3 separate regions of the Homo sapiens genome follow, and regions 2 and 3 are each linked to region 1. The links are chromatin loops, found by intact Hi-C in ENCODE. Cell type or tissue: HepG2. All regions are shown on one strand.

Region 1 (8,000 bases):
TGTTGCCTGAGGAGAGCACAGATGTGTCAGTCCTGGCACCTGCCATGCCAGGTCAAAGTTGGCCTTTGGCCTCAGCGGGTTTGGGGCTGGGGATAACCCCTGTATGCACCAGCAGAGGGCACCTTAATTGCAATCTATCCATAGGCTGGCCACTGATGTGTGTGGTGGGCATCGCAGCCTCCACTCCAGCATGGTTTTCACCCCAGAGGACCTGCATAGTCACTTCATTTCCCTTTCCAATTCAGGAGTGAGTGTGTGACCCAATTCTGGCCAAAGAAATTTACAGGGAGTCCAGGTGCAGTGGCTCATGCCTGTATTCCCAACATTTTGGGAGGCCAAGTGGGAGAATTGCTTGAGGCCAGGAGTTCAAGACCAGTCTGGACAACAGAGCAAGATCCCATCTCTATAAAAAATAAAAAAATAAGCCAGGTGTGGTGGTGCATACCTATAGGACTATCTACTGAGGAGACTGAGGGGGGAGGATTGCTTGTGTCCTAGAGTTCAAGGCTGCAGTGTGCTATGATCGCACTACTGCACTCTGGCCTGGGTGATGGAGCAAGACCTTGTCTCTATAAATAAATAAATACTTAAAAAAATGTATAGGGAAGTCTGCTGGGTGCTTTTTGAAAGCAGAATGACAATCCGTCTTCTTCCTCTGAACAATGTGTCTCAATATGATGCCTATGACTGCTGCTACTGCCATCTTGCTACTACCCAGAAGATGAAGCCAAACCTGATGCTCGCAGGACTGAGACGGAGAAAGAATGTCAGTCTTTGATGAGATAATATAGCCTCTAAAACAACCAGCCCTCAAACCACATTATTCCAATATTTCAGTTCTGTGAGACAATCAGTGTTCTAATTGTATATATAATAGGCTAAATATTAAATTATTTATATTAATATAATTATATATTACATATAATTAGATATAATACACTAAGTATAAAATATAATATATAACATATATATATATATATATTTTTTGGTAGAGATGGGGTTTCACCATGTTGCCCAGGCTGATCCACCTGCCTCAGCCTCCCAAAGTTCTAATTCTTTAAGTCCGCATCAGTGGGATTCCCATTACTTGCAGCTAAGAGCATTCTATTCAATGCCACCTGAGAGATCATTAGCTAAGCCAGGTAGACTAACTCCCTCCAGGACCTGTTGAGGACAGGCAGCCCACAAGCAGCTGAGGAGATAACTTTAACAGTTACACAAACATGTATTTTAATAGCTATGTGATTGTTTTAACAACTTTTAATTTTTAAATATAAGCAGGATGTCAAACCTATGATACAATATTTCCTTCTGAAATCTGTTATTTAAGTAAAAGCATGAATTATTTGTAAAGGAGAATATTAAGTACACTACAGTACTGATGGGGGTCAGGACACACTACACGAAAGTACGGCACCTTGGTATTTGAGGAAACAGCAGAAGCAGGAAAGTCACCGTCAGACTTTCTCCCATCTCTCTCCCTTGAAGAAGGTCATAAGACCACCGTTTGAAAGATGCCTTCCCTATATCCAGAGGAAATGAATGTCCTTATCTCTGAAGACACTGGGACACAGAGAATATGAGCAAATGGGCCTTGCCAAGTCCCCCTTCCCTGTTGATTCCCATTAGATCAAAACTTTTTGTCCTCCAGTCATACTTCTTCATGACCGGATATCCACACTTCATCAAACCTAAGCATAAAAATACACAGGTTTCCCTGTTTCTTTGGCTCTTTATTTCTGAAAGCTCCTGTGTCACATAAAATTTACATTGAATACATTTGTCTGCTTTTCTCTTGTTAATCTGTCGTTTGTTATAGGGGCTTTGGCCATGAACCTAGTGATGGGTGTAAAAGAAATATCATCTCCCCTGTAGTATAAATTATATGAAGTGAAATAATGGAATGTGACTGTCTGAAATGCTGGCCAAGTGGATCAAGGCTACTGTGGGGTTGACTGGCCAGTAAGGAGGCAGAGGAGCAGAAGCACCAAGAGCAAAGGACTTTCAATTCAGCAACTATGAATTGAGCATCTTTTATGTGCCCAGCCTGGGCCAAGTACTAGGGTTGCTGCAAAGAAGACGGTGACTCGTCTAGCGGCCCTGATGCTTCCATCTAACCAGGAAGATGGACATTAACCAAATGACTTCACAACACATTATTTAAATACAGAGGTGGTAAATCCATGTGGAAAACAGAGGGGTGTTAGGAGTGCATATAACAGAAACACCTGACTTCAACCAGAGGGAATGGAAAGGCTGTGGAGACAGAAGTGGAAAGCTGTCTGGGGCTGCCCCACATTGGCCTTGCTCAGCTCCAGGCCATCAACATCCTTAAACAGGCTTTTGCTCTGGGAAGCCAAGTAATTTTGTCCTCCCACCAGAAAACTGGCATGTTGAAGTCCTAACCCCCAGTCCCTCAGAATGTGACCTTAAGTGGAGATAGGGTCTTTAAAGAGGCAATTACGGTTAAATGAGGTCACGAGGGTGGAGCCTAATCCAACAGGAGTGTGTCCTTTTAAAAGAGGAAGACATAGACATATGCAGATGGAGGACCACATGCATTTGCAGAGAAGACAGTCTTCTGCAAGCTGAGGAGAGAGGCCTCAGAAGGAATCAACCCTGCAGACAACTTGATCTTGGCCTTCCAGTCTCCAGAACTGTGAGACAATCCATATTTGAGCCATCCAGTCTGTGGGACTTTGTTAAGACAGCCCTAGCAAACGAATATAGCAGCCTAAGTGAGGAGTTTTTGTCCTTTGCAATCGAAAGAGCCCTACTAATACTGGGAGCAAACAGGCTCCATTTTGGGAAGGGAGGATCCTGGCTGGGCCTGAAGATGTCACTGGGGCTGTCTGGGCACAGGACAGCTCCCTTTGTGTCTGTTCAGCCTCATTGTTCTTCCCATCCCCCCACACGGGGAGATTTGCAGCAGACACCCGCTTCCCTGCTGCATGGGGAGCAAGCTGGTAAGGAGAAACCCCCGCCCTGCGTGGTTATGGGCTCCCTGATGTTCTAACTGTGGATCAGTTATAACAGTCCTGCAGGGAGGAGGGGGTTTACTGCCAGGAAGAAAAACCCCAGGAACCCAGCCTTTCTGCTTCTCGGGACAGTGGGGGCCGTGGGGTGGAGTGAGATTCTCCAGCCATGACTCATGCTAGGTTTCATGAGTAAGGGAAGTTAAGAGAGTCATAATGACTGTACTGAAAAGCAGTTAAGTCCATCTTCACAGCAGCATTACACGGAATTAAAAACTGCACAATTTGATCCTATTTGCAACCACAGCTGCCATAAACTAACATATAAGCAAACTGAGCAGAGTGAACTCAGTGCCCCTGATTCAGGCTACGCATATGGGCCTGTATCCACAGTGCTTTGAGCTTCAGCAGAAAAGACCTCACCCTTCCATTCCGTTCCTATTCCTCCGAACCACTGAAATCACATGGGTGTCTGCCCTTTGGGTGGGGACACCATCAGAGCTGGCCTCTGCCAGGGGAAGAAGAATAGGGGCCTCACTGGCCAGGCCTCAGAGATTCTGAGAATGAGACTCACTGTTGTACCGGTAAGAAGAAAACCCGCAGGCTGCTGGAAAGGTGAATTATTTGTAGCCATGGCTAGAGCTGACTTCCCATTCCCACACTTCCAGCAGAAGAAAGACTTGGACAGACAGCACTGAAAAAATCCTGGAGAAGTGGCGGGCCCAACAGGGAGAAATGCAGGCTCTTTCACAGAGGACAGGAGATTGACAGGTGCTAAGTAGGGTGTGTGAGGCCCGCCAGGGGCTTGTGCCGCACACCCATAGTCAGAAGTGGAGGGAACCTCTTCCTCTCCATTAGCCAATGCTCTGGACACTGGGTATCGAGTACTTTCAATCCAGCTAGTTGGCACCATTGCTTCCATATGTGTGCTGGAATTTATTGAGTACCAAGTGTTTACAAAGTGCAATATTACCCACAGAAGAAAGCTTCAAAAACAGGAGCAGACTACTTTCGGTGGCTCTGCCTTTGACCTTTGTGCAGATCAGCAGCGGCAACTGACCTCCCTACGCCCTTTTTCAGTGGAGTAAACAAGAGGCAGGGATGGTCACAGAAAAGGGAGTTAGTCATCCAACCCCTTTAGTTGTCCCTGAGCCCACCCAAGCCCTATTTGCTTTGTGCTAACCTGGCCTCCAAAGGCAACAACCAATATTTGCTGTGTGCCTTGCCAGGGAGACATACAAAGCAGCCCATGTTGGAGTGCGAGCCAGCAGGATTTTTTTCAACCTAACTGGAGGAGACATGTGCACGTGAACTATTACCAACAGCACAGGCATTGTGGATAAGAGCCAGGTGAGGGACCTAGACTTCTGAGAACCAGGGAGAAGCCATTTGCTCTCCTACTTCCTCAAGTCACCCTTTGATGACACCCGTCCATGCCTCCCCATGAGGCCAAAAGGAGAAAACAGAGCACAATGAAAGAGACCATATTCTCTCAGCAGTCTCTACTCTCATACCTCTACCACCCTGTCCCAGAGTGGGAGGGAAACCTTGAACTGCTAAAGGAGCTCACTTCCCTTCCCTAAACAAGTCTTAACAATGAAAACCAAAACTATTTCTTGAGGGCCTACTCTGTGTCCTGCACTGTTTGGTTATTCTTTCCAATCTTCATAATAATTCTGCAATACAAGTGGTATTTCCCCATTTCACAAGTGTGAAAATACAGACAATGAAATTGTTAAGTCACTGCCAGGCAGGATGTAATGCAGGAGAGTCTGATGACAAAAGTTTCCTCCCCAGCCTGCCTTGAAATTGCTCAATGTTTCCATAATCAGTGATTACAACTCATTCGATTTCAGGAATAATAAATTTAGAGTGTGTCTGAAAAGGAGTTGAGCAGCTATAAATAAATACTTGTGTACATTCTCTTGAGCGAGATCCAGGAAATGGTCAGGAGCCACAGTTCTTCTACCTGGAATCCATTTTTCATTCAGGACACAAATCGGCAGCCTGCTGATCTCTGTGCATCACAATGCAAGGAGAGTGAGGCTGTCAGCACTGTTTCCTTGAATCCTGCTGTGCAGTGGCAATTTATTCTAGGAAGCACGCTGCAGAGCATGACCAAAAATAGAAATGCAGGTTTTGCATATTTCATTTCCTAATGCTAGTAGCACTATGACACTTTTGATAGAAGGCTGGGATGGCTGCTATGATGTATCAAACTTTATTGACACTTGATGTGTCCCAAGTTGGCTTGAAATGCCAGGTACCTCAAAGGGGACAGTTTCCTTGAGAAAAGCACTTGCTTGAGAGTCTAATATTTGAAGCACATTAGCCTCACCTGATGCATTAAGTTTCTAAACCTAAATAGGCACCAGGACTAATGTGCTCTTTAAGGCTTGGGCTGTGGTCAAGCATGTGTTTTGACTTCATGTTTTGAAACCATGAGGATAGCAAATTAAGGAGACAAAAGATTCATACAGGTCAATTCCTGACTCGGATGGTTTGGGCTGTCCATCCTGGAGACCAAGGCCCAGTTCTGACAACGGTTACATGCTGGAGGCTGACAAAGCTGAGCTACAGAGCATGCAGAGATCTTGGAGGCAGCACCCCGTCCATGCCAAGGACACACAGAAAACCAAGACTATTTGTTTCTTCTTCCTCAATTTGTTCCCACTCCGTCCCTGCTGGTGTCTGACTTGCGACCATTAGGTATGCATCCCTTTGAGTTAATGCAGACCATCACAGGTCAGCAGCTGAATAAAGGTAGTAGATTTTTCATAAACCAATTATATTCCATTTTAAAAACTGTATTTGAAATCCTTTCCCACTATTTTATTATTGTTAAAATATGCTTTCTTTTAGAAAGCATGGGTAATATTAGGTGGGAATGCATTTTCTTTTTAATGTTCTCACTTAGCAAAATAAAAAGGTATCACTTTGTCAGAGGTTACCAAAACTGGGGGGAATTCTACTGGTCTAGGAACCTCTGCATTAAGACATCATTCCCAGAAAGCTTGCATTTTAGGATGCAGACCCTGCATGGTAAGCCTGGGACAGCCCAGTGAGAATGAGCTCACAGGTTCCTTTTTCACTGAAAAATGGGAGCCCAGGTTCAGTGAGCACAGGGAGAACCCACCCACTGAAATCCCCTGGAGGTGGGAGTGGGGGCGAGGGGCACTGGGCAAAGACACACTGTGATTATTTTGATCATTTTGCTAAGGCTCCTCCTGTCTTCCTCTTCCCCAAACAAAGGGGAAAAAAAACATGAAAATAAATCCCCCAAGGAAAGAGAAAGGGAACTGGACAGGTTATGGTTTGAAAGTTTTATTATGGGTGATTTACCATCCCTCAAAAAAGATGGGTTATTATCAGGGCATCTCTTATCAGGGTTTTCTCTCTCTCCAAAATCCTGAACAAGAGGAAATTGCCTCAAAATGAAGCAAGAATGGGTCTAGATAGTATTTGCTGTTCCTCTACCTTCTCTATCTTTCGAGGCTCAAATTAATCTTCATTCTGACACAGTTCCCGGCTCCCACAGGCAGGCCCAGTGGTTCCTTCCTTGATGCACCCACAGTACTTTATCCATACCTCTAGTGTTGTCCTTCTCATTAGGTATTTCTAAATACTCTATTTTCTTCTGATTACAAAACACAAAAGTTAAAAAGCAGACCCTTTGAAATAACAATAACACTATGTGCCTGGCCCTCTTCTAAGCAGATCACAGTTATTACCCTGTTAATTCTCTCCATAACCCAGTGTCTCAGCAACCCAAGTGTCTCCCTAAATTTATAGCTGGAATCTTTCTACCTCTGATGCCTGACACAGTGTTGGCCTCAGTCAATACCTAATAAATAATTTTGAGTTTACAAGAAAGACAAGAGTTTGATTTGGATATTTCACATGTTGCCAAATTTAGGAAAATGGGTCTGTTCAGGTGACATTTGGGAGCTTTCTCTAGCTTAAAGAGCTAGTATTGTGGGCACCTTTTATTAGTCCGTTTTCACACTGCTATAAAGAAATACCCAAGACTGGGAAATTTACAAAGAAAAGAGGTTTAATTGACACAATTCTGCATGGCTTTGGGAGGCCTCAGGAAACTTACAATCATGGCATAAGGGGAAGCAGGCACATCTTACATGGCAGCAGGTGAGAGAGAGAGAGAGACAAGAGAGAGAGAGGAACTGTCAAACACTTTAAACCATCACATCTCATGGGAACTCACTCACTATCATAAGAACAGCATGGAGGAACCACCCCCATGATCCAATCACCTCCCACCAGATCCCTCCCCCGATACGTGGGGATTACAATTCGAGATGATATTTGGGTGGGGACACAGAGCCATACCATATCACACCTGTAATTTACTTGCACACTTTCTTGTCTTATTGGGTGTTTGTATACATATGTGTGTCAATACACTCATAATTTACCAATTTATTAATCATTGGCTGCTATGGGTAATTCTGAAAGTGGGTGGGTGTGTACAAAATTAGCTATATGTGTGTGTGTGTGTCCCAGAAGGATTGGCAAATTAGTAATTTATGTCTCTGTCAACATTTCTATTCTGAAACTAAAATATTTACTTACTTAACTAACTTTTGGCTTTACTAACAGCTGTTAGCACAACAAACTGGTGCTTGATGATGTAGGAAAAATAATAAAGCATGTGGTAATTCAACTGCTTTTTAAAAAACACATCTTTGCTGGGAAGGCAAATTGGAGCTGGAGGACATCCAGAGAAATGCAACATATGGTCAAGAAAATGGAATGGCTTCTATACAGGCAAAAAAATGTCTTTTTTTTTTTTTCCGGGAAAGATAAAAAAAGTTAAAGGGAAAAAAGCTATAAAGTTATAAAATTGTGAAAGACACAAAGAAGATAAACATGGAGAGTTGGTTTCAAATTCCAAAATAATGAAATTACTTGTCCTTTCTACCTTGGATGTCAGGTAAATTTAGATAAGTAAAATGAAATATTACTTTTTACATATTGGGTAGGAGGTTAAAAAGAAGTACTACTCCA
Region 2 (8,000 bases), 60 kb after region 1:
GCCATCTGAGGTTTCTTCCAGATAGTTCTATTTATCCATAGGGAGAAGAAGGAGGTCAGTTTTTTTGGACTTTTTCTTATTGCTGAAGATCCCTAAATATAATAGTGTTTGTGCCAGGTAGCAATTTTAATAAAAGAAATATATAGCTATTCCACTATACAAAATATTTTTGGATCCCAAGAGACCCTGTTACAGTATCTTATTGACACAGAAAAGTCTTATTGAGTTCAAGTCTGTATAAAAACTAACAAACCCAACATCCAAAAATAAAGTTTATATATTTAAGTAATTTTGTTTTATTAATGATGATCAGAAAAGCTTGACAATCTGTTTTAACTTTCTTTGTAGCGTCTCTAGCAGGGCACCATGCTCACATTGGAAATAATGCTTTTCCTGATGGTGTACACAGAACTTTACTTTTTCTTGAGGTTCTTATCAGAAGAGGAAAAAAAGTCAACATACAAAGCAGACAGTTTTTGCAAAAGAAATAAAACACAATTTTATTTTTGTTGCATAAATTTAAAAGAACCTGTAAAAATAATTAAGGAGGAAGGTCATGGTGCATCATAGAATGCACATCTGCTGAATCCTGTGATAATTAGATCTGAAGGCAGAGATGTCTGACATCTAAGTATACAGATATAGTTCTGTGTAAAACCCTTTCCTTTCTCAACTTGTTCTTTTGCAATTAAGATGACTGACTCACCCAACCCCCACACTTCTGAATTAGACTAATATATTGAATTCAAAATTTAAGAAAAACAGAATCATTAAAATTGCACATTTTTTCTTATAGAAAGAATCATGTCCCTAAGCCTGAAGTTTTACTTAAGTGTTTAAGAAAATTTTCATAAGAAGTCATTAATCTTAAACCTGAACTACCTTTCTAAAAGAAAGATAATCCAATTGTTTAGGCCTCAAGAGCCACCACAGTACTGCATTGTAATTTGGTGATCTGAGCAAATTAACTTAGTAATAAAAGGCATAGGTAAAGTCTATAGATTGGCGTGAGGCCATCTATGTAACTATTATTTTGTCATCTATAATTTTAAAATGTACTTACCATAAAAAGTGAGGTACCCAAAGAGTGCAGATATAAAATAAATGAGAAAACTTAAAGCAATTGCTGTATTGGTAACATTCTGCATTCTTTTCTTTGAAGGACTAAAAGACAAAAATGACAAAGGTAGAATAAGTGATCTGAATTATATGTAAAGAAACAAGTATGTCCTAAGCTGGTCGAGAGAATTCCTCATTCAAGAACAACTCCATCAATAACTATACACTAGAAGTCCTCATTCGAAATTAGTACACAAAGATTACACTTCTTCCTTTTTTTTTTTTTGAGACAGAGTCTTGCTCTGTCGCCCAGGCTGGAATACAGTAGTGTGATCTCGGCTCACTGTAACCTCCACCTCCTGGGTTCAAGCGATTCTCCTGCCTCAGCCTCACAAGTAGCTGGGATTACAGGTGCCCGCCACCACGTCCGGCTATTTTTTTTGTATTTTTAGTAGAGACGGGGTTTCACCATGTTGGCCAGGCTGGTCTTGAACTCCTGACCTCAGGTGACCCGCCTGCCTCGGCCTCCCAAAGTGCTGGGATTACAGGCCAGCCTCAAAGATTACACTTCTAGGAAACATTCTTAACTTGGACAGAACTAACTCTTGTTTGTTTTGTTTTAAACTAACACTTAGGATCCACTGATGAGAGGAAAGGATTAATAAAAGAGGATGTCATTCAATCCGAAAGCCTTAGAGGTAAAAAGATACACAATATATTTAAAATATTCCAGGATTCTACAGTACCTTTGAAGTTCACAGTATATGGGCAATATTGAGGTATGGCAGAGAAATGAAAAAGCCATGGTTGGTAAGGCATAAGCACTCTGAAAAAAATTTTAAAGAGACAAAATTATTAAATGCCACTCTACTGAAACCATTATTTCATTTGACAACAAACTCAGTTCTTTAAAAAATCAATTTGATTACATTTATTTCATCTTTAATGAGTCTTCTCTTTATAAAATAAGAATTTTTTAAAAGAGAAAAACACTTGTGATCCAGCAAATATTTTATTTGATAGTGGGCTTGCCTGTACTAGCCAGAATATTTTTTATTTGGCTGCCCATACCATGCTGCTTTTACTACAATCACTACTTCTACATTATCTGGATAAGATTTTAAAAATTACATAAGATAAATAATATTTAAATGAGATAAAAATAACATTTTAGAAATGCTCTTTTTTAATTCTCTGTCTTCTAAATGTACGCACAATTTAAATGTATCTTATTACTCTAAGCAGCACTAATAGTTAATGCTCTTGAACCTGCTTTCATGAACTCAATCCAAGGGAATACTGAAAATATTAATCACATTTTAATATTGCCAGCATCTTTGATTAGGATCTCTTTCAATGGGAATGAATATCATTTATTCTAGACCTACAAACTCTTAAGAGATCCAATGTAATATACAAATATAAGGTTTTGTTTTGTTTTTATTATTAGAATACTTAAGAGTCAGAGTAAAGCAAAAAAAGTTACCATTTAAGTGAAAATACCATCTTTACCAAATAGACGATGGTGATCTATTTTCTCCTTTCTGCTCTAAAAAAATTTCCACTTAACTAACTTCAGGCTCTTAAACAAAAGAAATTCCAGAAATGAAGACCTATCTTGGGACATAATGCCTAGAGTCTTAAAATATCTGAAGGGGGTTAGGAGAGAGGAAGCTGTAGTGTTTCCTGAGGCTGGACTAGGAAAATGAGAGTTTAATTCACAAATTCTCCATTTCATATATTGCTCAGTTTCCTGGCTTGTCAATTATCCTACCTAGATCTTTACGGCACCTGGAGGTCTTTACCATGTAAAAGATGTGGTAATCTCCCTTTTGGGACCAGAGAGATATTTCTCATTTAAAAACTAGAGATAAAAAGGAAAATTCTGCATGGTGGAGTAACCAAGCTAACATTCTACACTAATAGAGTTTTACATGAGCAGGGGGGATTCTAGCATCTGGGAACTATACAAAATAGCATTTCAGCAGAGTCAGAAAGTATAGACAAATAAGCCTGCAGCAACAGGGAAGACTTTGAGCTCTTCTAGAGTGGTAAAGCAGAGACCATCCATGTCACAGTTCTTGTCTCCTCTGCTGATGCTCAGGGGCTCTTACAGGCATTTCCAGTATCCTATGGCTTTTAGGGAAGGCAAAGGGACTTGGTCTCCTAGTCTCTACTCCTGGCATCATGAATTTCAACTTTGGAATGTCGGCCAGAAGATATATTGGCAGTGCTCAATCCCTAGTCCAATGATGAGGCTGTTTAGCTACAGACCAAGGTTCTACTCACAGGGGAAGAGTTTTTGATATAATTGGCTATTTAGCTTTACAAGTGCAGAGGGCAACAGGAAGTTGGTATACACAGAGGACCTTATTGGCCAGACCAGACATTCGGTAAATCTGTTCTTTCAGGCAGAGGCCCATTTAAAACAGGCTCCATTCAAAGGCATACCAGGAAAAAAAAAAAAAAAAAAAAAAAGGTGGCTGTTTCATAATAGGCCACCCTGTGTTAAATAATAGTAGTCTTCTGGTAGGCAATCCTATACTTAGCACTTTCATGAAAATTAATTAGTCACAGGTACAAAGACCTAAGAGACCCTGTTACACAAACCTCTTAAAACTTGAAATGTGAAAAATCAACTAAAAGTATCTGTTAATAACTTACACACCTCTTTGGAGAAATGAAAGAGCTTTGGCTTACAATCATCTGTAACATTTGAAATCTGTTTAAGAGCATTGAGGGGAAAAAGAGAAACCAACAGCCATTAAATTTCAGAATATATCAATAAAAATGATGAATTTATTATTACTAGGCTTTCAAATGAAAGTATTTCAAAACAAAGTTCTAAAATGCAATATAGCCATTACTTTTTCATCAATCAGAAAAGAATCATTAGTCTTTCTTTTCTTTTTAGTTAAAATAAAAAGGAAGAAACTGAAAAGAAAATATAAGCTATTACCTGGAAACCTTTCTCTACATAATTTAATGTCAGAGGACAAGGGATGGACCATTTTTTAATTATTACCTAAAAAAGTAAACAGAATCAGCACTCAGATCATTTCTTATAAAATTAATAAGAAACTGAATTGAAATAGGTCAGTATCATTTCAATTAAATAAGATGCTAATAGAAGAGTCTCTGCTTCTGTGACTTTTCCCGGTTAGAATGGGGTCAACATTTAACATGGTCACCTGTGGTAGGGAGGCGGTTGGAGACTGCAGGGTGTTAAGTAGAGATCTCCCCCATTAAAGACTAAGGGTACTCCTGTGTCAACTTTCAAAATTCCAACAGCATCAAGGCATTTTTTTTTAAGTGCAACTCAAAACAGGAACATGATGTTTTCAGTGACTGTCACACAGGAATATGGTTATTTGTAGAGTAGGTATTAGTGAATAGAGAAACATTTAACAGCAGTTTATGGAAAGGCCACAGGAAGAAATAAGTACAGACTTTATACTCAGAAGGAGCTCAGGGATTTCTGATGTACACATTAAGTGCTGCCCCTCCTTACTTTTACAGATCTGAATTATTTTTGGTTAATGTGGAGAAAGCTGGCTGGAATAGGAGCATATAGCTAGGGAACTCCAGCTGGTAAAAACAAACAAACAAACAAAAAAAACATTAAAAGAAATCCAGAGGGATGCTGTTTCCCAGAATTAATCAATGAAAATGTTTCATGTTTTTACTCTTAATTGTGGCCATCCTGTTATCAGACCTATAGCTGTGGCTCTGTCAATATTACCATTGTTGCTGTTGTTTCAGGGCACATAATTACTCTGTAAATGTTTGCTCCAGGGTGAATCCCAGTGCACAAAAGGACAAGAAAGAATAAAGGAAGTATTTGTTCTTTGTAGGAGACCAATATGTAAACACAATTTCTATTCCTACTTGGTATTTACCTAGTTTTGGATTTTGACTAATTTAATCAAAATTTTACACAGTGATAAAACAAATATAAGGAAAACATATACTTTTAGGATTAAGTTAATGAGTGAACTAAAGAATCACTCTTAATTAAAAACCTCACCAAGAAAAAAATTACTGTAGAAGGATAAACTAGACAAGCTGCTTTGACATTTCTAGGTAAGTTTTCAATATGACATAAAATGAAACGGTCAACTTACCAAAAGGAAATAACAAAATCAAAAGCAATAATCTCACCATCATTATCTTTATAGGTTTTCAAAGAAAAACAACAACAACAAAAAAAAACGATGAGGATGAGGTGAGGGTGAAACTGCTCCAAATTCAGTTTCTTTTCTTGTTTTTTTTAAGACAGGGTCTCACTCTGTCACCCAGCCTGGAGTGCAGTAACACAATCTCAGCTCACTGCAACCTCCACCTCCCAGGCTCAAACCATCCTTCCACCTCAGCCTCCCGAGTGCCTGGGACTACAGGTGTGTGGCCATCACACCCAGCTAATTTTTGTGTTTTTTGTAGAGAATAGATTTTGCCATGTTGCCCAGGCTGGTCTCAAACTCCTAGGCTCAAGTAATCCGCCTGTCCCAGGCTCCCAAAGTGTGGGATTACAGGCGTGAGCCACTGCACAGGCCCAAATTCAGTTTCTTATATTTTCCCCTAACTAACAGTGGTAGTGTTGGCAGAAAAAATCATTTACTGAGGACTTGCTGTGCACCAGGTACCTAGATAAACTCTGTATGTGAGCTGCCTCATTTATCAGTTGTTATTTCTTAAGCTTTCAAATCAAAATATTTCAAAGCAATGCTCCAAAGTGCAATATTATCATTAATTTTTATTAATTTGAAAAAAATAAGAAGTAGCCTGATTTTATATTAATAGACAGTTCAGTTACTACAGCTAATTTCTCTGCAAAGATCCATCCCAACTCCAAGCCTGTATGGTGGTATGGGGTGGATAGAGATGATGTCCCACAAAGCAGAAGTACAGAACGGGAGTGAAACGAGACCCAACAACAGAGAGGAAAGATTAACAGGAAGTCCTTGCTTAGGTTGGTAAGAAGGTAAGTCTTGGGGTTGGAATGACAAAGGGAAAAAGGAGACTAAGTATTAAAAATATTTGTTCACTTGCACAAAAGGCCTCCCTTCCTTCTCTCTGCTCTAAGCCCTTTGCTTCTTTTGTGGCTCAACTCAAGTTGTATTTCCTCTAAAATCCTTCTTTACTCTAGCTCTCAGTGAGCCTTCTCTCCTCTCAACTCTTGAGACTCTTATTCTGAAGCAAATATATCAATACTTATTTATATATTGCACACACTGTTCTCCATGTTTGAAAAGAAATTTATCTCCCCTACTAGATTGACAGATCCTTAAGACTAGTGTCCAGGTTAAATTTCCACATCCTAAAATGCCTAACATAGTGTTCAGTAGAAGCAAAGCTTCTGACTAAAAACCATTTAAATAATTCTCTATTTCAGGCCAGTGCAGTGGCTCACGCCTATAATCTCAGCACTTTGGGAGGCCAAGGTGGGAGGATCACTTGAACATAGGAGTTCAAGGCTAGCCTGGGCAACATAATGGGACTCTGTCTCTACCAACATTTAAAAAAAAATTTATCTGGCCAGGCGCGGTGGCTCACACCTGTAATCCCAGCACTTTGGGAGGCCCAGGCGGGCGGATCATGAGGTCTGGAGATCGAGACCATCCTGGCTAACACGGTCAAACCCTGTCTCTACTAAAAATACAAAAAATTAGCCAGGCGTGGTGGCGGGTGCCTATGGTTCCAGCTACTCGTGAGGCTGAGGCAAGAGAATGCTGTGAACCTGGGAGGCGGAGCTTGCAGTGAGCCGAGATGGCGCCACTGCACTCCAGCCTGGGTGACAGAGTGAGACTCCATCTCAAAAAAAAAAAAAAAAAAATTATCCAGGCGTGGTGGTATGCAGCTGTAGTTCTAGTGATTCAGGAAGCTGAGGCAGAAGAATCACCTAAGCCCGGCAGTTTGAGTCTGCAGTGAGCTATGATCATGCCACTGCACTCCAGTCTGGGTGACTGGAGAGAGTGAGATTCTGTCTCTTAAAAAAAAAAGTTGTCTAACTGGATTACCGACGTATTAAAACGTTGCTTAGAATACTAATCTGTACTTAAGATAGAACTTTTAGAACGAATGGTAATCCGCTTGTGCTCTAAAATACACCAAAAAAAAAGTAAATTTACCAAAAAAAGGTAAATCCATCTTGATGGTATCATTCTGAGACAGATATAATTTATTTTTAAAATTGCAAAATATTTTAGAGGGGGCAAAAATTTAGGTTAAATTTTTTTAATGAAAATACAGATCTGGGAGAACAGATAAAATATAGGTTTTAGTTTATATTATTCAAAGAATATAAGAAAATAATAGTTCCTGAACTGATTTTTAAAAAATATGATATAAATGCTATACATATTTACAAACACATATTGACAAGAATAATAAATGAAAAACTGGTATCCTTCCAAAATTCTGGGTTAATATATATACGTTTCCTTTTCCTAACCACTATGTATTTTAAAAGATAACATTCAGAGAATCTAAAATAAATATGGTGGCTGGGCACGGTGGCTCACGCCTGTAATCCCAGCACTTTGGGAGGCCGAGGTGGGTGGATCACTTGAGGTCAGGAGTTCAAGACTTGCCTGGCTAACATGGTGAAACACCATCTCTACTAAAAATACAAAAAAAAAAAAAAAAAATTAGCATGCACCTGAAATCCCAGCTACTTGGGAGGCTGAGTCAGGAGAATTGCTTGAACCCAGGAGATGTAAGTCACAGTGAACTGAGATCGTGCCACTGCACTCCACCCTGGGTGACAGAGCAAAACTCTGTCTCAAAATAAATAAATAAATAAATAATAAAATAAACATGCCAATTAAAAAGAGTATTTAAAAAAGCATACAGAGTATTCTTCATTGCCCCACTGTAGATTAAACTGTGCTCACAGGTAAAAATCTGAGCAGATGGTTTATAAGGCATTACAATAAATGTAG
Region 3 (8,000 bases), 370 kb after region 1:
TGGTCTCGAACCCTCCCTCCTCAGCCTCCCAAGTAGCTAGGATTACAGGTAGGAACAACCATGCCTGTCTTGACATAATCTTTTTTGAGAACAACTGGGCCATATTTATCAAATTTAAAAGCCACAAACTCTGACCCAACAATTCTACTACTGGACATTACCTTGTGATTTTTACCTGTTATATCTTATGATATACTGGCCTAAATGCTCAAAGACATATATGTACATATATATGCATATTTATGGATGCTTACTCCAAGGAAAAACTGGATAATTAAATATTAATTTTAAAAATTGGGGTAAATAAATTATATTTGAACAATGGACTACTATCAAATTGTTAAAAGAGGAAAACATATGCATATTGATCTAGAGAGATTATCCAATATACATAATGAAAAAAGCAAGGAAATATATATATATACACACATATATATATGTTTATGCTATATTCCTGTTTATGCTAAAGGAAGAAAAAGTTTTCTACCCAAACACACCCATGTTTGTATATGCATAGAAAATATCCGAAAATATACACAAACAACCTAAAAGTTGTCACCTCTGGAGAAGTGAACCACAGAAATTTTTACCTTTCACTTAATAACTTACGTTGCTTTTATTATTAATAGCTTATATAATTTTAAATTTTTTAAATGATTGCCAAAAAAATCAGTGAGTTCTCTCCTCCATTCAGAAACAGCAGTGTGTTAGCCTAGATTAAAGTACTTCTTTAAAAGGATGATTAATTAGACAACATGCTAAAGAGTTCATATTAAGAAAATTACAACAGAGTCCTTATAATTAAAGCTGTATTTTCACATTTCATAGTGTACTGAAATCATTTAAAGCTAATCATTATTGTGCAAGTATTTCATAGCAGGCCAAATAAGTCCTGTTTTAATTTTATTTCTGCTTATCACCCATGCCACACAAAGAATAATAATAATAAAATAGCCAATATATAGTAAACAAATATTATGTGACAGAATACTAAATATCTCTAAATATTTTCCATATATTATTTAATACTTAAGGACCGTGATACAAGCAGCACTATTTTCTCTATTGTACCAACAAGAAGAACGGCTAACAAAGAGTTAGTCATTTCCCTAAGGCCACAGAGCCGGTAAGAGTAAAGAATGTGAAATCAGACAGGCTCATTCCAAAGCTTGTTCTCTCAGCCAATACGCTACAGCTTTTCACTCATTTTGTTCACATTTCAAGTCAAAAAAGGACTGTAAAATGTAGCCTGTTATCTAACAGGTTAGCAAATTAACCACATTAAATGCAACACCAGAATGAATTAGACAAAAGTCTTAACTCTTAGATCTTAACAAAAAGGGCTGAGGATACAACAAAAGCAATTTCAATTAAAATAAATATTTTATACTTGCCCAATTAAAATGCCATTTATGTTACTGAAATCGTATAATCTTCCCTGAATGGCTAAGTGCTGCTAGGCCAGAAAATTACATTTAGCATCCTTCTGGTAAATTACATTTAGTTAGTATCCTTCCCAAAAAAAAAAACAAACTCTCTTTCCTGTTCCACCATAACAAACCTGATAAAGAAAAATGGAGAGAAATTGAACGAAATCTCTCTAAAAACAGTCTATCTACAGTGTTTTTCCATGTAGAATTCCCTTTTCCATGCATTCTTCTTGATTACTTTTACCTTACTTCTAATCTTAAATCATTCAATCACAGCTCTACTATACTTCTTTGCAGAGTAAAGCAAAGGAAAATAAAGATCAATTAGAAAAGTTAAGTAAGCTAATAAATTCCATATAATAATTATAGCTACAGCTAATCATGCAATTTATGCTTACCTAAAGACCCTGTCATTGCTCTACATTTTTGTCAGCACTTGGGGGGTTGGGAGGAGACCTTGTCTACACACTGTAGATTATCCATTATTTTTTGCCTCCAATAAACCTGAAAGAAACTACAGGAATATATGCTCGCCATTACATGGCACCTTTTTATCTCAAAGTGCTTTCTAGAACCACCTTCACTAAACCACATCTGACAAGAAATCTGGCAAGAAACACTTTGACCAATCCCTGTTTCAAAATACACAAACTCAACCTCCCTCCTTCTGCCCCCTTCCCCTGAAAATGGGCGTTCTAAAGTCAGACTTCCTGGGTTCCAATTCTCTCAAGGCCCACTTAATAAGGGACCTTGAGCAGTCTCGATTTCCTTCCCTGTGAAATGGAAATACCAGTATCTACTTCATGGGACTGTTGTAGGAATGAACTGAGATAATTCATGGTAAGGCGCTTAGAACACTGTCTGGCACAAAATGTGCACTCAAATGCCAGCCATTATTATATCTTCAAAATTAACTACCTACAGTCCGGGTTTTCTTCATTTTAGTGATGGGAGTCTAACCGAACTCCATCAGGACAAGTGGGCATACACACAGGGTTTTTTAATTAACTCATACAATAAATAGCAGCAGTATATACTCAAGCAAATTTTAAGTTTTCATAGCACTTTCGCACTTTTTCAATAAAAACATTTCATATGAAATAAACACTCCAATCCCCCACGCTTTTAATCAGCGATGTCCAGAGCCCAGTAAACAACACAAAGCCTGGAAATACAGTCGGGATACTCATTGGCTATGGAAGGGGGAACCTGACAAACTGCTGGATGCCACACTGAGAACCCGCAGTTCAAAGCAGGCCAGAGCCGCTCGGGGCTAGCGGCTACAGTCTATTTAAAGTCACAACGCCTTCTTTTCCCATTTTCCTCCCCAGTGTTGAAACTAACAACGCCCTTTGCTCCCAAGACGAGGCCTAGCATCTCCCGGTCCTCTCCTCCCACCCAGCGCGTCTCTCCCCCAGGGAATCCACTGCCGCCCAACTCACAGAGTGTGTCCGCACACATTCACCATCAGCTTCAAGGAGGGGTTCCGATATTTGGTGGTCTTACACCGAGGGCAACCCTGATCGTCCATGGCGGTTTCCCTCCTACAGACTCTCGCAGGCGCCTGTTTCAGCCAGAGCCACCTACAAGCCCCCTCAGACGCGACCAAGCAGGTTCCTACCAACAGGCGCTTGGCAGAGACGGTCCCTTCGCGAAAGAGCACCGGCAAGGGGCGAGGCGCTGCAACACAAACGTTCCGGCAGTCAGTTCCCCCGGTCTTGCATCTAGGGCTTGGTCTTAGCCTTCCATAAAGCAACTTAATACCTTGAATTTGACAGGGGAACTTTTAAAATGGCAAATTATACAAAGCCTTATCTCCACGCACCCAGTTGCATTTTTCAAGGTACTGTGTCACAATTAGGAAGATAAATTCCATCTTGTTCTGTCTGGAAACATTCCCATGATTTCAAAGATTTATGAGCGGTGTACTTACTTTCTTTTGGACCATTTAATAGCCTGTGCTTTATACTTCTTTATAATTGCATAGTCATGTCAGCTCAGCTGATAATATGCATTCGCAGATACAAAATATGAAAAAGCTATCTACTCCATCAGACAGTATTTATTTCCCCAAATACCTAGGAAAAAATCATATAAGAATACATACAGAAAAATTTAGTTCTGCAATTCCAAGATCTGATAGCCTGAATATCTTTGTAAATTGTAAACCATGTTCATCACATTTATCAAGAAGGCAAATTGAAGTCTGTAAACAGCTCTATTAAATAATAAGCTTTCCCACTGTAAAGGACACATCTTATTCATCTCCAAAATAAAGATTTGTTGATTCTTAATGAGTAAGTAGACTAAGTGAAGAATTAATGAATGACTATCAAACAATAGTGTAATGTGAAAATTTTTAGTGTCAAACATTTTTTGTAACCACCTTCATCTGACCCAAACTCCATCAGAAGGGAACATGCAAACTAGATTTTTCAAATAATCTGATACAATGAGTATAAGCTATAAACATTTATAGTAATTTTAACTCATCATAGAACTTGTGTTCTTTTCAATAAAAAGTAATATTCAATTCACATTTTTAAACAGTGAACCTGGTAGGGAACCCAAAACCCAAAAATACAGTTGGGATTTCCATGGGTATAGAGAGGGATGCTGACAAACAGCTGGATACCACACCCAGGAACCAGCAGATCAAAGCAGGCTGTGACAGAGCTTTACATTAGTATGAAGACATCAAGGATTCATCTAATAAATAAACCATATCATCTCTTTGATCATAATATTGTTCCTCAACAGGAGTTAACCAAACATAAACTTACTAAAATAGGTAACACCAAATACTATGCTACTATGCTGACCCGGAGGCTTATTATGCTGCTGCTATTGTCTTATTGAAAGACCACATCCAGACCAGTTACATGATTCAGAGTGAAGCTCTTCAAGAACAAAGGCAACTCTAGTACTTTATATTTTGGACCATTTAATAGCCTGTGCTTTATACTTCTTTATAACTGCATAGTCATGTAAGCTCAGCTGATAACATACAAGAAACTTCTGGTGAAAGAATGAATATGTCATATGTGCAAATAAAATTTTTAGCCAATACTACATTGAGGTCATCCACTCAGATGGCATTATAGTTTATTGCCACTAGGACAATTTTTGTGTGTTTGTTTGTTTGTTTTGAAACAGGATCTCCTTCTGTTGCCCAGGCTAGAGTGCAGTGGCCCGATCACAATTCATTGCAGCCTTGAACTCCTGGGCTCAAGTCATCCTCCCACCTCAGCCTTCTAAGTAGCTGGGACCTCAGGCACTAGCCACCAGTCCCAGCTAATTTTTTATTTTATTTTTTTAAGAAATGGGATCTCACTATGTTGCCCAGGCTGGTCTTGAATTCCTGGGCTCAAGCAGTCCTCCTACCTCAGGCTCCCAAAGTGCTGGGATTACAGGCATGAGCCTGTAATGATGCCCAGCTATCCAGGACAGTTTTAATTACGTCTTTGAAGATGAGACCCCAACCACGTTGCGAAGTGAATTGCTTTTCCTTTCTCCCAAAACTTAAGATTAAGGCAAAGAAAGCACTAAAGATTGTGAGAAGCAGCAATGCTACAAGCTTTATCCTTTTCCTAGGTGGGAAACTACTAACTTGGAAGCATGGTAGCAACAGCTGACTTGGAAATCTGTCAGATAAGCTTTACTTATGGACCTAAAGACAGTAGAAAATAGCACTTATAGATTTGGTCTCTAGTACCAAGAGAGCTGAATTCAAGTGCTGGCTTCATCACATGATTTATATGACCTTGAGCCTCAGTTTTCCCAATTCTAAGTTCAGGATAGTACTTGTAAAGAATAAAAGATACTTCATTTAAAACACCTAGCATAGAGTAAGAGCTTAGTAACTGCTGGCCATTATTAATGGTAGCATTAGGATACTGGCAGTAGTATTATCTAAAAGAGGCGGGACAATATAATAATAAGAGCCCAACCTTCTTTTACATCAGTCAGACCTGTGTTTGAAGCAAATTTCCAATCCTCCCGTTCCTGTTTCCTTCTTGCATATAATACACTTCATAAAATTGCTGTAATGATTAAATTACATGACATAGACATACATAAAGGCCCTAATACAATGCCTCATACATTACAGAAGCTCTGAAATGTACATCATTATCACTGGTGGGGATGAATAACATGGAATGGTCAGAGAGCTTTGAGGAGGAAAGCACTGACGGCACCAGGTTCCTAATTCAAATGGAACCTCAGCCTATGTAGAAAACCACCAAACTCAAGTTTCCTACATTTCTTTTTTTTTTTAGGAGAAAATAATTTATCAACCATAACATATAATTTTGAAAGGTTAAAAACACATTCGTCTCAACACAAAAATTCAATCATGCTTAAGTTCCTTCCAACGTGTTCATCCAAGGTGAACCTTCATATGTTTACAAATTCTTTTTCTTTATGAATTTTTGTTGACTAAGAACAAATTTTTTTCATTTTCTGAACTTCAAAATTATGCATTTTTCTATATGCTATACATATGAAACTTACGCTTCCTATGTATTGTTTTTGTTTTACTACTTTATTTTTTTTAGGTTTTTTATTATTATACTTTAAGTTATAGGGTACATGTGCACAACATGCAGGTTTGTTACATATGTATACATGTGTTGTGTTGGTTTGCTGCACCCATTAACTCGTCATTTACATTAGGTATTTCTCCTAATGCTATCCCTCCCCCATCTCCCCACCCCACGTCAGGCCCCGGTGTGTAATGTTCCCTGCCCTATGTCCAAGTGTTCTCAGTGTTCAACTCCTACCTATGAGTGAGAACATGCGGTGTTTGGTTTTCTGTCCTTGTGATAGTTTGCTCAGAATGATGGTTTCCAGTTTCATCCATGTCGCTACAAAGAACATGAACTCATCCTTTTTCATGGCTGCGTAGTATTCCATGGTGTATATGTGCCACATTTTCTTAATCCAGTCTATCACTGATGGACATTTGGGTTGGTTCCAAGTCTTTGCTATTGTGAATAGTGCTGCAATAAACATACATGTGCATGTGTCTTTATAGTAGCATGATTTATAATCCTTTGGGTATATGCCCAGTAATGGGATGGCTGGGTCAAATGGTATTTCTAGTTCTAGATCTTTGAGGAATCGCCCCACTGTCTTCCACAATGGCTGAACTATTTACACTCCCACGAACAGTGTAAAAGCATTCCTATTTCTCCATATCCTCTCCAGCACCTGTTGTTTCCTGACTTTTTAATGATCACCATTCTAACTGGTGTGAGGTGGTATCTCATTGTGGTTTTGATTTGCATTTCTCTGATGACCAGTGATGATGAGCATTGTTTCATGTGTCTGTTGGCTGCATAAATCTCTTCTTTGGAAAAGTGTCTGTTCATATCCTTTGTCCACTTTTTGATGGGGTTGTTTGACTTTTTTCTTGTAAATTTGTTTAAGTTCTTTGTAGATTCTGGATATTAGCCCTTTGTCAGATGAGTAGATTCCAAAAATTTTCTCCCAGTCTGTAGGTTGCCTGTTCATTCTGATGGTAGTTTCTTTTGCTGTGCAGAAGCTCTTTAGTTTCATTAGATCCCATTTGTCTATTTTAGCTTTTGTTGCCATTGCTTTTGGTGTTTTAGTCATGAAGTCCTTGCCCATGCCTATGTCCTGAATGATATTGCCTAGGTTTTCTTCTAGGATTTTTATAATTTTAGGTCTAACATTTAAGTCTTTAATCCATCTTGAATTAATTTTTGTATAAGGTGTAAGGAAGGGATCAAGTTTCAGCTTTCTACATATGGCTAGCCAGTTTTCCCAGTAGCATTTATTAAATAGGGAATCCTTTCCCGATTTCTTGTTTTTGTCAGGTTTGTCAAAGATCAGATGGTTGTAGATGTGTGGTGTTATTTCTGAGGCCTCTGTTCTGTTCCATTGGTCTATACATTTCTGAAGACAGCTGAATCCCAAAAGTGGAAAAATTGAGGCCCTTATTTCTCTTCCCAAGTCTGCTCATCCTCTAGCATTCCTACCTCAGTTAACAGTAGATTCTATGGGAATGGGACAGTGTTTCTCAAATGCAGACCTTCTTTTCCAGCCCCAAGGCTATGGACCCAGGTTGGGCTTTCCTCATCGGAAGAGGATACTTACTGTTTTCTCCCTTTACTAAGGACAGCATCTCTACTCCACTTCTTTTGGGAAATAGTCCTTAGTCCCTCACCCCACATGTATGTGGTTCTACTAGGTCTGTTAATCACAATGCCTGCCCCCTGGCACAGGGGTTGGCATGACACCTTTATTGGCTGTGAACTTCCTCAGGAACCAGAAACTCCGATTGAACTGGCCTAGGCAAAAAGTTGAATTTATTGGATCACAATATCAAACAATGTGAAGAGCAGGAGTGCAGCTGGCTGGACTTGAAGACCTGCTATCCCATTTCACTTGCCTCTGTCTTTCTCATCAGGTTAGTTTTCAAAGGAGCTTTCTCCAAAACCTTAGAAACATGGCTCCCAGTAGCTCCAAGCTCACATTTTACATTTTCATCAAAGAGGCTCTGCTGCTTTTCCCTTACTGCCAATTTGAACAATTCTTCCCTAG

What was found. Hi-C counts contacts between places; a loop is a spot of excess contacts. Peaks named below come from ENCODE experiments on the same cell type or tissue, not always from the same donor. Only the 100,000 strongest peaks of a DNase experiment are listed, where the experiment ranks them.
Region 2: a loop joins it to region 1, with 9 times the contacts of the local background. A loop is called at or near these places in 2 of 110 quality-filtered maps.
Region 3: a loop joins it to region 1, with 6 times the contacts of the local background. A loop is called at or near these places in 5 of 110 quality-filtered maps.

The regions. Positions count from the first base shown.
Region 1 is chr14:61,099,085-61,107,084 of GRCh38, reverse strand. No RefSeq gene overlaps it. Among named protein-coding and RNA genes, the nearest start is that of SLC38A6, 120 kb to the right of the region's middle. RefSeq lists enhancers at 2,252-3,166, 2,536-3,735, 4,999-5,915. In HepG2, a CTCF peak has its summit at 112 (motif pointing right); DNase peaks (open chromatin) are centred at 3,144 and 4,144; H3K4me3 peaks cover 800 bases.
Region 2 is chr14:61,039,231-61,047,230 of GRCh38, reverse strand. It overlaps SLC38A6 (solute carrier family 38 member 6), which reads right to left. Exons shown (of 16, transcript NM_153811.3): 9 at 4,019-4,084; 10 at 3,728-3,781; 11 at 1,806-1,885; 12 at 1,064-1,164. LOC101927756 (a long non-coding RNA gene) reads left to right here. Exons shown (of 5, transcript XR_943921.2): 2 at 1,695-1,757; 3 at 5,895-6,040. Among named protein-coding and RNA genes, the nearest start is that of SLC38A6, 62 kb to the right of the region's middle. In HepG2, no CTCF peak of the experiment used is centred here; a DNase peak (open chromatin) is centred at 4,840.
Region 3 is chr14:60,729,824-60,737,823 of GRCh38, reverse strand. MNAT1 (MNAT1 component of CDK activating kinase) reads right to left here and starts at 3,063. Exons shown (of 8, transcript NM_002431.4): 1 at 2,873-3,063. The coding sequence starts at 2,961. RefSeq lists enhancers at 2,770-2,839, 2,950-3,049. In HepG2, no CTCF peak of the experiment used is centred here; DNase peaks (open chromatin) are centred at 1,143, 2,773 and 3,063; H3K4me3 peaks cover 2,698 bases.